2 separate regions of the Homo sapiens genome follow, and region 2 is linked to region 1. The links are chromatin loops, found by intact Hi-C in ENCODE. Cell type or tissue: mammary epithelial cell. All regions are shown on one strand.

The links. Peaks named below come from ENCODE experiments on the same cell type or tissue, not always from the same donor. Only the 100,000 strongest peaks of a DNase experiment are listed, where the experiment ranks them.
Region 2: it touches region 1 in a loop (12-fold over the local background); 26 of 110 quality-filtered maps call a loop at or near these places.

What each region holds. Positions count from the first base shown.
Region 1 is chr6:134,939,529-134,942,028 of GRCh38, forward strand. The region is part of intron 3 of ALDH8A1 (aldehyde dehydrogenase 8 family member A1); the gene reads right to left. Among named protein-coding and RNA genes, the nearest start is that of ALDH8A1, 9.3 kb to the right of the region's middle. In mammary epithelial cell, a CTCF peak has its summit at 1,510 (motif pointing left); a DNase peak (open chromatin) is centred at 1,493.
Region 2 is chr6:134,826,228-134,828,727 of GRCh38, forward strand. All of the region lies in intron 2 of LOC101928277 (a long non-coding RNA gene), which reads right to left. Among named protein-coding and RNA genes, the nearest start is that of ALDH8A1, 120 kb to the right of the region's middle. In mammary epithelial cell, a CTCF peak has its summit at 1,035; a DNase peak (open chromatin) is centred at 964; H3K27ac peaks cover 476 bases.

The sequences.
Region 1 (2,500 bases):
CTTCTAACTTCTTCCCAAGCTTTGCTTATTTGTAGCCACTTTCAGGGAAATAATTCTAAAATATATTCCAAGCAACTGTATCTTTTAAAACAGAGTAAAGTCAATATGATTTCCCCATTTCTTGGCAGTTCATGATTATGAACAACAGCAATATAAACTCCAGAGCTAAAGAGTTGTCACCTATCATATACCCAAAGAAATATAAATCATTCTATTATAAAGATACATGCACGCGTATGTTCATTGCAGCACTTTGCTATTCACAATAGCAATAGCAAAGACATGGAATCAACTCAAATGCTCATCAATAATGGATTGGATAAGAATATGTGGTACATATACACAATGGAATACAATGCAGCCATAAAAAGGAACGAGATCATGTCCTTTGCAGGCACATGGATGAAGGTGGAAGCCATTATCCTTAGCAAAGTAACACAGAAACAGAAAACCAAACACCTGCATGTTCTCACTTATAAGTGGGAGCTGAACAATGAGAACACATGGACACAGGGAAAGGAACAACACACAGCAGGCCCTGTCAGGGGAGAGTCGGGGGGAAGAGCATTAGGATAAAGAGCAAATGCATGCTGGGCTTAATAGCTAGGTGATGGGTTGATAGGTGCAGCAAACCACCATGGCACACGTTTACCTATGTAACAAACCTGCACGTCCTGCACGTGTACCCTGGAACTTCAAAAAAAAATAAAAAATAAAAAAACAGTTGTCACCTGTCACTAAACAGTTCCAGAATGTGACGCATTTTGAGATTTATAGACTGAGCTTTACTTTTTCAAAAATGTCTCCTTCCCCATTATTTTAACGGTCTGGCTGTTATTTCTTCTAACATGTTTCTTTACCTTTACTTCAAATCTGTCATGGGTTGAGACATAAAATCTCAAGCTTTATATAATTATTCATAAAATAGGGGCCAATGAGTTCTGAGTGTTCCATGTGAGGGCCCTCCTATCAGTAAAGCCAATAACCTTTGGTGCATGGACTGTGACATCCATTTTGGCTATTTAGAATATTTTTAAATAAAAATTCTCTCTAGATTGTCACTTGTATCCTGACCAGATAGATTTGCTGGATGAGTAACGTAACCAGCAGCTAGAATGTGTCTCCATGCAATATTCTGAACCTATCCAGGTTTCCAATCACAAAACAAACAAATATAAAAATCTACCTTCTGAAAGGAAATTGATTCACCTTATTTTATACTCTTCCCTCAAGCCTGTGCTATGAAAGTAAATGCATCTTTTATATTATTAAATTTCCCACTGAAAAATCCATTCTTTAGGGGATAAAAATATTTTTGCAGCAAAATATATTAGCACACTTCCTAGGAGGAGGTAGAGCTTTCCACAATGCCTTGAAAACATAATTTCTGAAGGTTTCAAGTAACCAAAGCAATGAGATGTCCCAATTGTTTTCCTTTTAGCTTATATTCATAAAATGTAATAAGCTAAAAAGATGATTTTTTTCTCCGAGGAAACAGTGACATCTGGTGGAAGGTTTTAGTCATCACAGACATTTATTTATACGTTCTTCCAAAGGTCAAGAGGCAAAGGAATGCATGAAGTAAGATAATTCTCAGTAGAGGCTTATTTATCACACACCTGGCACCATACTACATGCCCTACACTTATTAATTTATTTAATGTACATAAATAGTTCTTTCTTTTTTTTTTCTTTTGAGACAGAGTCTCGATCTATCACCCAGGCTGGAGTGCAGTGGCACCATCTCAGCTCACTGCAACCTCCGACTCCCAGGTTCAAGTGATTCTCCTGCCTCAGCCTCCCAAGTAGCTGGGACTACAGATGCATGCCACCACGCCCGGCTGGGTTTTTTTGTTTTGTTTTGTTTTGTTTTTTTGAGACCGAGTCTCACTCTTGTCGCCCAGGCTGGAGTGCAATGGCACAATCTCAGCTCACTGCAACCTCGGCCTCCTGGGTTCAAGCAATTCTCCCTGCCTCAGCCTCCCAAGTAGCTGGGATTACAAGTGCCCGCCACCACATCCAGCTAACTTTTTGTATTTTTAGTAGAGATGGGGTTTCGCCATGTTGGCCAGGCTGGTCTCGAACTCCTGACCTCAGGCGATCCGCCAATCTTGGCCTCCCAAAGTGCTGGTATTACAGGCATGAGCCACCGCGCCCGGTGAATTTTTGTATTTTTAGTAGAGACGGGGTTTCACCATGGTGGCCAGGCTGATCGAATTCCTGACCTCAGATGATCCTTCTGCCTCAGCCTCTCAAAGTGCTGGGATTACAGGCGTGAGCCACTGCGCCCAGCCTGATTTTTCCTTTTTTAAATATAAGTAGAAAAAAAAATCCTGGCATGTGAATTTACATATTTACTCTTAGCATCATTCTTTTCCCTATGATTTTCCAGATAAGTCATGAACATGAGGCCTGGCGTGGTGGCTCACGCCTGTAATCCCAGCACTTGGGGAGGCCGAGGCGGGAGGATAACTTGAGGTCAGGAGTTTGAGATCAGCCT
Region 2 (2,500 bases), 110 kb before region 1:
AATTGTTGTATTTTTAGTAGAGACAGGGTTTCACCATGTTGGCCAGGATGGTCTCAATCTCTTGACCTCATGATCCACCCACCTCAGCCACCTGAAGTGCTGGGATTATAGGCATGAGCCACCGCGCCCGGTCAGCATTTCTTTGTAAGAGCTTTCTAGGTCAGGTGCAGTGGTTCATGCCTGTAAACTCAACACTTTGGGAAGCCAAGGCGGGGGAGATTACTTGAAGCTAGAGTTCAAGATAAACCTGGGCAACAAAATGAGACCCCATCTCCACAAAAATAAAAAGACAAAAACATTAACCAGGTGTGGTAGCACATGCTACTTGGGAGGCTGAGGTAGGAGGATGGCCTGAGCCCAGGAGTTCAAGGCTACAGTGAGCTATGATCACACCACTACACTCTAGCCTGGGTGACAGAACCAGACCCAGTCTCTAAGAAATGAAAGAAGGAAAGAAAGAAAAGAAGGAGAGGGAAGGGGGAAAGAGGGGGGAGGGGAAGAACGTTGTTTCCGAAATTGGTCAGTGTTTCCTATTCCTGCTTTGCTTATACAAGCAGAGTATCTCCTTGCTAAAATCTTGACTCAAAAGGCAACCCAGCCACTCCTGCTCTTGTTTCTCTTATTAGCTATATTTATTCAATTGCCAGGTCTTGCAAAACTCTACTCCATTTTCCAGGCCTTGGCAATAGATAATACAAGATATGTGTCTGGGCTGACATTTTTATCCAAATGAATGCCAGATATTTCACAGAGAGCTAAAAGCTAAAATCATATGATGTGGTGCACTGGCCAATGTGGTTACTGCAGTATTTCATGTCAAGGCTAGCATTCCATTCATCATTCATCAAGTGAACACCCAGTGGGATAAGGAACAAAATGGACTGTCATGCTTCTGAAGCTGCCAGACCACAAAGGACAACCAAACTTATACAGCTTCTCCTTGGCACAGCTCAAGAGTCAACTCATAGATATGGGTGTGTCCTTTCCAAATTCTCCCAGAAAAGTAGTAGCCCAGGCTGACCGCAGGGAGGTGGGAATGACCTGAAGTTGGGCTGCCTCCCCAGCTTTCTGTTCCCATGCAGCCAGCTACCCTGGCACCCTGCCCTTCTCTGAATCACCTCTGCAGACTCTACTGCTCTTGGAAGCCCAGATTATATCTCCAACATCCACACTGGACCTCTGTCTGTTGTCAACAGAGCCAGATGACCATGGAACCCACAAGCTGGAGAACTTGGTCTCCATACTTGGCTTTCTGAGAGAGTGTTGGCTCTGTGGTTTTAACTGCTTAACAAATAAGAAGTGAAAACTCTACACATTTAGAAAAGAGGGTGGGTCTGACTGGACTGAGATTCTGGGTCTGCTGAGAGCCCTGGCTTAGATGCAAGTACACTACATGGCAAAGCTGTTGGACCTCAGGTGGCTGTGAAAAGGTAGGAGCCGTTACCAGGGAAAACTGATCACATTCATCAGAGCCACCTTCGGGGAGAAACATGCATGGGAAACAAGTTCAACTGAACAATTGTAAAAAATCAGAACATAAATGGACACCTACCATGAGCCTGGCATTGTGCTAGGCAATGATCATGGTCCTGTTCTTATGAAACTTGCAGGTGACAGAGCAAAAAAAATAATAATAATCTAGTCTAGAGTCCAAATCAGAAAGTGCCTCTTAGAGGAAGTAGTATTTAAATAGAGACTAAGAAAAAAAGAGGTAGAAGGAACCACAATTGTTAAGGCACAAGAATAAAGAGATGAATCCCGGATTTTTGATTGACCTAGACAGGGCTGCTGTTCTGAAGAGCTGAGATTCTGTCTGCCACTATGCCATTATACGGGCTGCTGAACTGTACAAAATATGGTCCCAAAACTTCATTCGAGTTTGGCTAGTACATGTCTCAGGAGCATCTTAGAAGGGGTATTACGATATCTCAGGTATCTGCAAATTATGGCTCACCACCTGAATTTGTAAATAAGTTTTATGAAAATACAGCCATGGCCATTCATTTACATATTCTCCATGGCTGCTTTTGTACTACAATGTCAGAATTGAGTAGCTGCCAGAGAGGAAGTGTGCCCCATAACACCTATATTTTCTATCTGGCTCTGTATAGAAAAAGTTTGCCATCTGTATTAGTCCATTTTTACACTGCTATAAAGATACTACCCAAGACTGGGTAATTTATAAACAGTGGAGTTTTAATTAACTCACAGTTCCACGTGACTTGGAGAGGCCTCAGGAAACTTACAATCATGGCAGAAAGGGATGCAGGCTCCTTCCTCACACAGTGGCAGGAGAGAGAGACCATGTGTGAAAGAGGAACTGTCAAACACTTATAAAACCATCAGATCTCGTGAGAATTCATGCAGTATCATGAGAACAGCATGGGGGAAACCACTCTCATGACCCAATCACCTCCCACTTGGTCCTCCCTCGACAATCCCTTATGAGGATTACAATCTGAAATGAGATTTGGGTGGGGACACAGAGCCAAACCATATC